4 separate regions of the Homo sapiens genome follow, and all the other regions are linked to region 3. A link is a contact called in ENCODE Hi-C or POLR2A ChIA-PET data. All regions are on one chromosome and are shown on one strand. The core of a region is the stretch at or near the end of the contact, and the rest is flanking DNA. Distances in the headings are between cores, read along the strand shown.

Evidence for each region. Hi-C counts contacts between places; a loop is a spot of excess contacts on that map. ChIA-PET counts read pairs that join two places held with the same protein, here RNA polymerase II (POLR2A). Pooled maps may share reads with other maps.
Region 1: a pooled map shows a loop between it and region 3 (2.8-fold over the local background). The contact joins the enhancer-like site here to the promoter of PSMA1 in region 3. A Hi-C loop is called at or near these places in 5 of 50 pooled maps. POLR2A ChIA-PET finds 5 or more read pairs at or near these places in 6 of 52 experiments (GM12878, H1, OCI-LY7 and 3 more).
Region 2: a loop to region 3 is called in a map of CD8-positive, alpha-beta T cell, with 15 times the contacts of the local background. The contact joins the promoter of RRAS2 here to the promoter of PSMA1 in region 3. A Hi-C loop is called at or near these places in 3 of 168 maps with a recorded cell type or tissue (B cell, CD8-positive, alpha-beta T cell and gastrocnemius medialis), 2 of 37 single-sample maps with no recorded cell type and 14 of 50 pooled maps. POLR2A ChIA-PET finds 5 or more read pairs at or near these places in 3 of 52 experiments (activated naive CD4-positive, alpha-beta T cell and naive thymus-derived CD4-positive, alpha-beta T cell).
Region 4: a loop to region 3 is called in a pooled map, with 2.8 times the contacts of the local background. The contact joins the enhancer-like site here to the promoter of PSMA1 in region 3. A Hi-C loop is called at or near these places in 2 of 50 pooled maps. POLR2A ChIA-PET finds 5 or more read pairs at or near these places in 5 of 52 experiments (A673, BJ, CD8-positive, alpha-beta memory T cell and 2 more).

What each region holds. Positions count from the first base shown.
Region 1 is chr11:14,318,868-14,321,636 of GRCh38, forward strand. The region is part of intron 1 of RRAS2 (RAS related 2); the gene reads right to left. Among named protein-coding and RNA genes, the nearest start is that of RRAS2, 39 kb to the right of the region's middle. Within about 2 kb of position 1,269, at least 2 of the 41 ENCODE cell types and tissues checked have a DNase peak (open chromatin) inside an H3K27ac peak, as active enhancers do; they include GM12878, where a contact is called at or near this core.
Region 2 is chr11:14,357,452-14,360,639 of GRCh38, forward strand. RRAS2 (RAS related 2) reads right to left here and starts at 1,732. Exons shown (of 6, transcript NM_012250.6): 1 at 1,312-1,732. The coding sequence starts at 1,419. RefSeq lists an enhancer at 562-661 and silencers at 902-1,021, 1,062-1,261, 1,332-1,831.
Region 3 is chr11:14,518,788-14,521,685 of GRCh38, forward strand. PSMA1 (proteasome 20S subunit alpha 1) reads right to left here and starts at 1,599. Exons shown (of 10, transcript NM_002786.4): 1 at 1,510-1,599; 2 at 210-254. The coding sequence starts at 1,512. RefSeq lists enhancers at 1,392-2,006, 1,541-1,730.
Region 4 is chr11:14,269,783-14,272,701 of GRCh38, forward strand. No RefSeq gene overlaps it. Among named protein-coding and RNA genes, the nearest start is that of RRAS2, 88 kb to the right of the region's middle. Within about 2 kb of position 1,634, at least 5 of the 41 ENCODE cell types and tissues checked have a DNase peak (open chromatin) inside an H3K27ac peak, as active enhancers do.

The DNA of each region.
Region 1 (2,769 bases), core at 19-2,518, 200 kb before region 3:
GTATACTTTGACTCACACTTACTGACTTGGCAACAATACAGCTATCATTTACTATGTGTCAGGCACTAAGTGCTTTACCATATTAATTCATTGAAACCTCACAGTCCATGAAGTAGGTGGTCTTATTATCGTCTCCATCATACAGGTGAGGAAAGACTTTAAGTAACTTGCCCAGTCACGAGGCTAGTAAGCATGGAGCAGAAATTGATTCCCAGCAGTCTGGCTCAATTCTGTGCCCCAAATTACATCATTACAATGAGAGCTACCTTCAGAAAACAAAAATAAATGTATTGCCCCTGCTTTCTCTAGATTCATGGAGTAACATGTCCAGATTTTCTCAAATCCATCTCCCCATACACCTCCGTCAATCCTGACATTTGGCAATAATGCCAAGCAGGAAAAGAAGCTTTTCCCAAGGTATGTGAGTAAAACCTGTACTACAATAAAAATTATATTAACTATTCAGGTTCCCTCTGTCTTTTTTTTTTTTTTTTTTTTTTTTGAGACGGAGTCTCGCTCTGTCGCCCAGGCCGGACTGCGGACTGCAGTGGCGCAATCTCGGCTCAGTGCAAGCTCCACTTCCCGGGTTCACGCCATTCTCCTGCCTCAGCCTCCCGAGTAGCTGGGACTACAGGCGCCCGCCACCGCGCCCGGCTAATTTTTTGTATTTTTAGTAGAGACGGGGTTTCACCTTGTTAGCCAGGATGGTCTCGATCTCCTGACCTCATGATCCACCCGCCTCAGCCTCCCAAAGTGCTGGGATTACAGGCGTGAGCCACCGCGCCCGGCCGGTTCCCTCTGTCTTCTAAGAGCACAGATAACTGCAAGTTTACCATACATGATGGAGAATTTCTGCTACTTCCCCTGTAAAATATTTTCAAAATATCTTACTCACTCAACTGATAAAAGGTGATAAACCTACCTAAAAGACTTTTGGTGAAGAGAAGTAAGTATCAGTTGTATTTTTCAGAGCGCAGAAAAGTTGTGTGATCAAAACAACAAAAATAAGATTATAATTCCAGTTTACTGATGGACTCGAAAAACATATACGTTATAAAACAACTAAACAACTCAACTGTAGCTATGTTACATGTTTAAAATGAACTAATCATTGTAAAAATGTTTAAAGAATGGGAATGATAGCAGAAGAAAAATGTCACCATGAGAGAGTATAAAGATGGGTTAAAGGTTTTCTTCCTGCAAAACTCAATTTGTTTATTAAGTTGTAGCACTGCCCACCCACCGCACCCCACAAAAAAAGCCACATTCATTTGAGGTCACTTTACCTCCTGCTATTTCCTTTGCAGTGAGTCTGCAAAGTTCTAATGCACGGTGCTGATTTTATTCATTGAACAGAAAGCAATTGAGTGAAACATACAAGCAACTAAACCTTTGGCATCCTGTGAAACCACAAGAGAGCAAGATATTTTTTCCCAGGTTCTAACATCTTTTTAAAGCTGTTTTTTCAAATAGCAGTATGCCTAGAATGACTGCATGCTTGTCTAGAGTCATGTGCTCAGTACCAAAAGCCAGATCAATTGACTCTGAGACGGGAAAGTAATCAAGACAAAAAATTTTAATGGATGTCTTAATTTAAGCAGCTCTCATTTACTTATTCTTTCATTTAGCTAATTTCAATCTATAAACAAAATAAAAGCAGTAGACAGTTTTTCCTATGGAAACTCATTAACACAGCTTTCAGAGTTAAGCTTCAGCTTAGCCCAGATTCCCCTTAATCAATTATTTGTTGCTTTTAGAAAAGGTTGTGCAAAAACATTAGCTAAAACTGGTTAAAATTAAAGCACAGGGAAAGAACTTTTCTGAAAGATATTAAACATACTATTAATTTATTTTAAATAGGATGGATTGGTAAAAATAAAAATATAAAAGAACTTAAGTCAAAATTCATTGTTTAAGAACCTAACAATCATAAAGTCATATAAAGTAGTATGCAGTAAAATGTGGGAAAACTATAAAAATGTTAATTTTTATAGTAACTTAACACAACAATTTAAAAAAATGGTTGCAAATGGCTGGGCATAGTGGCTCACGCCTATAATCCCAGCACTTTGGGAGGCTGAGGTGGGCTGATCTCCTGAGGTCAGGAGTTCGAGACCAGCCTGGCCAACATGGTAAACCCCGTCTCTACTAAAAATACAACAATTAGCTGGGTGTGGTGGCAGGCGCCTGTAATCCCAGCTACTTGGGAGGCTGAGGCAGGAGAATCACTTGAACCTGGGAGGCAGAGGTTGCAGTGAGCCGAGATCGGCCAGTGCACTCCACCCTAGACAACAGACCAAGACTCCATCTCAAAAAAAAAAAAAAGATTGCAAATAAGTAAACACACGACGCACGTCAATATTTTAAAATCTTATGTCTATACCATTCCTCCTTCCCCTAACATGACTAGTCAACAGCAAATTTTAGGTGTTCTCAATAAATTTCCCTTGGTGAAATGGTGGTGGGACAGGGAAGGGAACTAACTCTACAAGGATGGCACGAAAGTCCCTCATTCTTTATACTCACTTAAAAGAATGATCAAAAATTGTCAAAACTTCTGAAGTTCTTGTATAGGGGTTGGGGGTTGGGGGCTACATTTGTTATTATTTTTGCCATGTCTTGTGTTTTGTGTTTGATCATCCAGGAGCAAGTGGGAGTGGGGAGAGCAGGGAAGCTGTTTACCTATTAAGACCACTTTAGCCTACCTATGATCACTTCTAGCCAGGTTGGATGGATCCTTCTTAATAAAGGAAATACCAGATTTAGCTC
Region 2 (3,188 bases), core at 482-2,981, 160 kb before region 3:
TCTCACCCCTTACTCAGTGATTTTTTTAACCCACTAATAAGCATACTGTAAATGCTCATTACATAAAACATCCTTTCTTCCTGGATTCAAAGGTTTTAGCAGCAGTAATCCAGGGAATATTATAGCAGCAATTATTGCTCATTTACTCAATGTGAAAGGTGACAATCACATTTGTTACAGTACTCAATATTTTAATGTCACTATAAACACTAAGTGAAATAAGCTATTCAGGTATCCCAATTAATGACAAATGGGTGAAAAGGAAACCAGACAAAAATATTTCACCGTTCATACTCTAGATACTGTGAAAAATATCCTTGTTTCCTGTTATAACAGGGTACCTTCGTTCTCTCCCAGCATATGCCACACCTTTTAGGTTGACAAAAGCAGAAAGACATCGGGGCTTTGTGTTTTAAAAATCCCAAAAAAGACTACTCAAACCTCTCCCCAAGAGCAAATTCTAAGAAGGAAGAATACCACCTCCCTTTTCTTTACCACAAACCCCTGACTTACCGTCTCTAGCAACCAGAGAGGGCTGGGGGTAGGGGAGAGGGTGGTTAGAAAACAGAACGCACGACTCGGTCATATCCTAGCCCGGCCCATCCCAAACTTCACCTAGGCACGGCGAGAAGCAGGACGGCATCAGGAATTCCTAGGAAATGGTCTCACCCCATCAGAGAACATTTTTAACTTCCTAGAAGCCACCATTTCCCCGGGGCATTATCACACACTCCCACCCGGACATATTACCTAAGAGAGTACTTATAAAAAGAGCGTAACACACACACAAAGAAATACACAGTACTTGAAGCGGGCAGCTCCGGCTCAGGCGGCGCGGGGAAGCCCGGAGACCACGCGGAGCCGCGGCCAAGTTGCCACCGCTATCGCCCCGACGGTGAAGGCGCGGCCGCAGGCGGCTGGAAAAGCAGCGCGCGGGGCTCCAGCTCCAGCCCCACGCCCGGACCCTCGGAGCAGTAAAGCCCGGCTCGGTGGCCCAGCCTCTCCCGGAGGTCTCTGGCCTCGGCCAGAGCAATAAGGTGGATCGGTGCTTCCCACCCTTCCAGCTCCGCCCTCCCGACCACATTCCTGAGAAGCCCTACTCCCGCGACGCCGCGCCCGGGAGGAGGCAGGAGCGCGACGCTGCGGCCGCAGGGCAGGAGCGTAGTCGGCCCCGCGCCCTCCCGCCCCCTGGCCCCGGCCCGGGCCCGCGAGGCGCCTCTGGGGCGAGGTCGCGGCGGCCGCCCCGCCACAGGTAGCGCCAGCCCCCGCCCGCCGCCGCTCCGGCGCCCCGGGCAGGCCCGCTCCAGGTACCTGGATGAACTGGATGGTGAGCGCCGACTTGCCCACGCCGCCCCCGCCGACCACCACGAGCCGGTACTTCTCCTGGCCGGAGCCGTCCCGCCAGCCGGCCGCGGCCATGGGGACGCTACAGAGCCCAGCCTGACTGCGCCGAGCCGCCGCTGCCGCCCGCCCTAGGCCCGGCTCCGGGGACGTGTGCGGCCGGCGGGCTGCGGGCGAGCGGCCGGGCTGGGGTCCCGGGTACCGGGAGGCGTCTGGAGGGCCGGTCAGCGCGGTAGCGCGGCGCTGGGGACTGGCTGGGTACCGCCCGAGGCGCGGAGAAGCGGGGTGACGGCACGGGCCAGGGGCGGCAGCGGCCGGGGGGCGCGCTCCTCTACGCGTCTCCGCAGCGCCTGCCGAACGCAGCCTCCAGCGCCGCCACAAATGGCCGTCTGGGGGCCGGGCTGCCAGGCTGAGGTGCTGCATATGCATGAGGGGGCGGGGAGGGGCGGGGCCGCGCCGCTTGGGGCTGAGGTTCGGGAGGTAACCCGGGCTTCAGACCCCCACGGACACACCGCTCTAATCCCTAGCCAGTGAGCGAGTGCGTGAGAGTGTGGGAGTGGGTGTCAGTTGGGAGTGGGACGAAGGCAGAAAGAGTGTGTCACCCTAATTGTCTATGTAAGGGATTGTGTGGATGAAAAATACAATATGTGACGGCGTGTGCGAAAAATAGGGCTGTTGGCATATTAACTCAATTTTATAGGAGAGTACATACCCTGCTTTAAGAGTACAGATGGTGACCATATTTGTGTGAAAAACAGTATGTGACAGTGATTGAGGATTAGAGCTGTGTCACAGTAATTGAGTGTGTGATGGGCTGGTGGTTGTGACAGTGTGAAGAATGGGACAGTGGCTGAGCATGGAGAATAAGTCAGTGATTGAGCTTGCATGGGCAAGACGGAATGTGACAGATTTTGTATGTGTCAGTACAGTGTCATAGTGGCTATGTTTATGTGTGACAAATGTGCAGTAATTGGATATGAGGAGTGTGAGTGCGAGGGGTTGAACTCCTGGCCTCAAGCAATCCTCCCGCCTCGGCCTCCCAAAGTGCTGGAATTACAGGTGTGAGTCACTGCACCCGGCCTCATGGGGTTTTTAATAAGAATTAAATGAGCACATAAAACAGTGCTGCTACACAGGAAGCATTTACAGCAATCTTGGAACATGACTGCAAGTTCTTGGACTTCACTTGGTAACTCATTTGGAACCAGTAGAATGCAGCAGAAGAGATGCTGCCTAATTTCCCAGGCTAGATCAGAAGAGGCCATGCAGCTGTTCTCTTGGTATTCTCACTCCGGGAGGAACAAAGTCAGAAGTTTGACTATCATAAGACTGCCATGCTAAAGAGGCTACATGTAGGCATGCCAGTCGAAGTCTGATTGATGGCCAGGAGCAACATGCCATTTAAAAAAAAAAAAAAAAAGTCCCACTGAGCTCCCACCAGATCACCAGCATCACCTGCCAGCCATCTAAGTGAGACATCTTGGACACTCAGCCTAATCGAGCCTTCCAATGACGGCATCCCCTGTTAGCATCTGAATGCAACTGCGTGAGAGACCCCAAGCAAAAATACCCATCCAGGCCAGCCCATCCTGAATTCCTTTTTTAAAAATCTTTTTTTTTTCTTTTTTGAGACAAGATCCCTCTGTCACCCAGGCTGAAGTGTAGTGGCACAATCATGGCCCACTGCAACCTCCAACTTCTGGACTCAAGTGATCCTTCCACCTCAGCCTCCCTAGCAGCTGGGACTACAGGCACATGCCATCAAGATCAGGTAATTTTTTTTTTTTTAAGAGACAAGGTCTCTCTATGTTACCCAGGCTAGTCTCGAACTCCCAAAGTGCTGGGAT
Region 3 (2,898 bases), core at 349-2,848:
ACATTTTTCTTTCTGTTTCTGGCTTATTTCACTTAACATAATGTCCTCTAGGTCCATCAGGAAACCTATTTTAATTATAAATGCAACTTCCAAGAACGTCTAAAATAATTATATTCCATTTTCCCCAAGCCTACGCTCTCACAAGTTTCTAAATATATTGCAGCCACAAAAAGCCACTTCACAGAAAAGGTTTAAAAACATTATTTTACCTGGGGGCTCCAAACAGTGACATCATTGTCATACTGATTTCGAAACTAAAAGTAAAAGAAAAAAATACCTGTTAATAGAAGAACATTTCAAATCCCAACTCTTAACATTCATTAAGAAATATGCTTGTATTTCCATTCAATGTTAAGGCACTCTGTTCATGCAGTCTTACTGGAAGATTACTACTGTACTCAGATGTAAGCCAATTCTACATTTACCATAAACTCGTGGGAGAGGGAGAAGCAGATCTAAATGGGTCCTATTTTTCCAAACTCTTATTCTAACACCCTCCATATCAACCCCTTTAGGCTCAATTACTAAAGTTCACAATCAACTTTCTTGCCTATTTTTGCTTATGCTGCTCCCTTTTATTGGGCCCTAATAAATGGTTAAAAGTCTTCCTTTTCTTTAAGGTAGCTTAAATGTCGATTTCTTGAAGTCTTCTCCTTTTCTTCCCAAATCCCCCTAACATATACTCCCACAGCTCTTTATCTAAACGTCCCTTTCTGTTTTTATGATTAGGGACATGTATGACTTATTTTTTAATGTTCACTGTAGTTATGCCTGTACAAGTGCTGTCTGTATATTCACATTGAATGAACAAAAATGTCCTCACAAAGTTAGAGGTGGACACAAATAGCTGCAGCGATAGAACCATTACGGCTATTACGACTATTATAATAATAGTCATGGGAGTGAGATTGAGTGCTAGAATGGCAGACAGAACTGGAAACCCAGAACCCTATATTGTAACCCTGATTCCATCACTTCCCCTCTCAGCCTCGGCTTACTCATCCGCAACTAGGTGACTGGACAAAATGATTGAAAAGGGCCTCTTCTAATCGAAGTCTAGGCGAGAGATAAATAGACGGACCCACCAGGAAAACGGACGCTGTCCAGGAACACAAACCTGGGGGTCAAGTCCGCACTGGTGGTACAGGTAGGCCTCCAAGTCAAGTCTCTGTCTTCTCCTCTCCCATACACAGCACTAGGAGCTATTCTGGACCGCTCAGAATCTACTCCACTGAAGGAACCTGAGGGGCGAACTCATCTAGCTGACCGAGGAGGAAGTGTCGGAGGCTCCCCGGGAAGCGAAAGCGGTGGAAAGGCCGCACTGGCTACCGATAACCCCTAGCCCGGCCAGGCCGGAGATGCTGAATCACTGCCGGAGCCCGGCCGTCTGCCGAGGCTCTCATACCTCGTGGCACCGGGCGACGCTAAGGATGACAGGAGAGGTGGCTCGTCATCCCCCAGTCACCAGAGCTCTGCCCTAAACCTTCCAGAGATCGGGATTCAACGTACCATGGTGGCGGCGCGGGCCTGGTTGCGGCCTCCAGCAAAACTGAGAATCAAGGAGGTGCTGCCGAAAGTATCGCTCAGCGATCTACAGAGAAGTCTGCGGGAGTTTGACGGCGGCGGCGCAGGGTAGCGCAGTCTATTCCAGAGATATCGATAGGCTTGCAACACTTCCCCCTCCTTAAAACTTTCCGACCGCTCGGCGGCGGGCGGAGCCTCGGAAGATCTAGGAACTGAGACTGGCGGGAAAACCTGGCTGGGAGTGCCGGCGGCTGAGAGCTGCGGGGCAGCCCCTGTCACGTAGCCCTTCTAGGTTCCTGTGTATGGCGGATTCCCTCCAGTTTCTCCCGCTGGCGGGCTGCATCTAAAGTCGTCCGAGTCAACAGCCGTGACTCTGGGTGATACTAGCTCTCATTAACCGTCCACAGATTTGGGGTGTTATGTGACTGAAAGGAACGAGGCTGCAGGAAAGCCACAAGATAACGATCCGTTTCTGTGTGTCAGCTGTATTCTTCCTCGAGTATCTTGTTTGTGTACATGCTTTTATTTGCATTAAGGTTGGTGCAAAAGTAACTGCGGTTTTTGCCATTTGGCAAAATACTTTGGAATGCTCTTCCTTATTCCCTGGAGATGTTATCTTTCAAGGGTCTGTTGTCGTTAACCCCTCATTGTTATTATGATTGATTTCTTCCACCAGACTTTGAACTCCATGAGGGCGCTAATGTCTTTCTATGCCCCCAAAACCAAGCATGGTACCTGACAGATTAGGCCACTGAGAAAAAATGGACACTTTCTTTCGATTTATCTATTTCGTCTTTTGAGAGCATCTTTCCATAACGAAATAGTCTGACATCCACCGGCTATTTATATTCTTTGTAAAAAAGAGACTGGGTGTGGTGGCTCACGCCTGTAATCCCAGCGCTATTGGAGGCCGAGGGCGGAGGATCGCTTGAACCCAGGAGTTTGAGATCACTATATTATTTTAATACAGTGGGACCTCGTCGCTACAATAATAATAAGAATAAGAATAAGAATAAGAATAATAAAAAAAAAAGGCTGGGCATGTTGGCATGGGCCTGTGGTCCCAGCCACTCGGGAAGCTGATGTGGGAGGATCTCTTGAGCCAGGGAGATCGAGGTTGCAGTGAGCCATGGTCGCGCCGTTGCACTCCAGCCCGCCTGGGCAATAGAGATTCTGTTTCAAAAAAAAAAAAAGCCGGGCGCGGTGGCTCACGCTTGTAATCCCAACACTTTGGAAGGCAGAGGCGGGTGGATCACGAGGTCAGGAGATCGGACCATCCTGGCCAACATGGTAAAACCCCGTCTCTACTAAAAATACAAAAATTAGCCGGGCGTGGTGGCGTGCCTCAGGAGGCTGAGGCAGGAGAATCGCTTG
Region 4 (2,919 bases), core at 384-2,883, 250 kb before region 3:
TAATCCTTAATTATAACATAGACTCAAGGAAGACACAGTCATTTCCTCTATTTTGTTATGTGATGCTATCAATTTTAATAAGAGAATGATTCATGTTGTTCTTCATATTGCCCAATGTAGGGAGAATGAATAAAAATAAATCCCTTTTGAAAATGAGATGCAGTAACAAATTATAAATAGCAGCCGAATGCTAATTAGCATGAAGCTAATTCTTCAATTTACATCCTTTGAAATCTGAAAGCAAAAGATCTACACTAAAATGTCAAATTTAAATAATGACATCCTGCTTTAGAAACCCTGTTGGTTCAGAAGGCTTCACATGCTCTGTAGGGTGGAGAGCAGAGGCTGTGTCATGGTTCAGTACCACGGACCTAGGTTCAAACCACTGCTGCACCTGAGTACCCATGAGGGTTGGGGCCAGTTATTTTACCTTTTCTGGCCTTAGGCTTCGACACAAACTCTCTCCTACTAGCAGACACCTCTACTCCACCTCCACAATTTAGACAATTCTTACACGTGGGTCTTGATGGTATCCTGTTGTAGGACTCATTGAAAGCCAACTGCACTCCACCCAACCCTCACTTCATAAATAAGTAAATGCATGCACTGTGTGAAGCTGGTTTGGGTTGCATTTCTGTCACTTATAACTGAAAATGTCATGACAAATAAAATATGCATGCATAATTTTACAGTTATCAGAGCAAAATGAAATTTGTCTTCACTTAACATTCATAATATTCATAATGTCTTAACATAAGATAGCACTCATTAACATTTTCTCATACTGTTCTAAATACTCCTAGTCTTTATAACTGATTGGTAATAGTTCTCATATTTTAAGCAGTTGCATGTTTAAGCAATTTTTCTTTACCTCAAATAATCTGTAAGTATTCACAGAAGGGAAAAGGGTGAAAACATCTTATTCAAGTCTACTGACTCCAACACCTGGAGTTGGTATAAACATAGTCCCTCTTTTTCTAGTGTTGGAATGTAACTGTTACTCAGTGGTTCTAACCTGGAATCACTAGCCTACAGAGGAAGTCAAAAGCGCCACCTGTGAAAAACACTCGACTCTCCTGCTCCCTTCCCCACTACACTAGTGCTGCCCAAATCAAGACCTGCAGCCTGATAAGATCCACAAATGAGATAAAGAAACTGAAAGCAAGTGTTTAGAAACTCTTAATTTGACACTGCCATGATATACAGGAGAATGATTATTTTCCAAATAATTCATTTTTTATAACATTTAGAAAAGTATCAGTCCACAACACTGGAGACTAACAATCTTTTAACCTGGCCCTCCAATGCAGATAAGTCTTGAGAAGCTGCACTGTGCCACTCTCCCCCATCAGAGAGGCATGTGCTAGAGTCTGCGAACTAGGTTTCTAAATTTCTCAAACGCTGAAGGATCCAGGTGTGAATACATAGTTCCAGATCTGCATACCTCCCTATCTGTGATTAAGTAACTTGCAGTGGCTTATTCTTATTCCTCTAACCTCCTACCCTGTAAAACAAGATAACTTCCCCATCTTGCCCTGCTTTTGCCACAGAATTTCTCAAAATAGCCCACACTTACTTCCTCCACATCCTTAGCCTCCAATCACACCTCAACTCACTATCATCTGGTTTCCACAACCAGAAGACTGAAATAAATCTAAGGAAGTCATCAGCAACCGCACAAGACCAGTGCAGCCTCTCACTCCCCCATCCTCTGCACAGCACTCAATGCTTTCCACCACCTCCGTGGCTTCCTTCACAAAACAGCCTCGTGGTTCTCTCCAGTTTCTGGCTACTTCTCTTGGCTTTTTGCTGCCTCTTCATCTTCTACCTCCCATGTTTGTTTTCCCCAAAGTTTTACCCTTGGACCCTCTCCTCAAACACTCTCTTCCTGGAGGATATTACCCATTCTTATCTCCTCAATCACTAAGCTCAAAAGAGACAAATTTCAAATCTGCATTCCTAGTCCGAGCAGCCTCTTTTGACCTCCAATTCCCATTCCCCATTCCCAAATGCCTCCTGGACTAACCCTGTATGGGATTGTCACATAAATTTCTATCACTAGAGAGTTGCCTATACTCCTTATTTTAATTAATAGCACCACCACCTTCCTGGTCATCCAGACAGTATTTTGGAGACTCAAACATCACTTGGATATCCCTCCAGTGTTCAGTCTCCTTCTCCCCATGTCACTGCAGTTCAGGTCTTCATTGTCTCTCTTTCTGAAATCATCCATTCATCAAATGGCTTTTCAGCACATGCCAGGCAATATAAACACAACAGACGTGATTCTGCCCTCACTGAGTTTATAATACTAAGAGAACAGATTCCATGATTCCAACAACCTCTATCTGACCACCAAATTTGCACTTCTCTGCCATTATGCTACCACTAGATTAGATCCAGGCACCTCCTGTTCAGAATCCTTGGCAGTTTCCCATTATACACAGAAGGGCCATCCTATTTAAAGCCCTCCACAACCTGATCCCAGTCTATTTTATCATATTTTTTTCCCATTGCATGTAGAATCTTTTTAGGCCAAGGTTCCAGTCCAGAATACACCCTGCATTCTGCCAACTCTGGGCCTTTCTCATCTTTCCACCCTCACTCTTCTCTCCTCTCCATCTCAAATCCTACCAATCCATCGAGCTCCAGCTTAAACACCAATTCTAATTAAGAAGTTCCCTCAGATTTTCCAGGAGAAATATATGCTACAATCCCTTCTGCTGGACAACACTTTTTGAATGCTTTTCCTACTCTGCCTTGAAAGTGGGTCCCAGCATTTGTTTTTATCACTCTAAAACTTCCTGCACTAGACTCTGAGTAATTTGAAAAAAAAGGAAAATCTCCACATTTATCCATTTCCCCAGAATGCCTATTACTGCCATGCACAAAAAAAAAAAAAAAAAAAAAACATGCTCA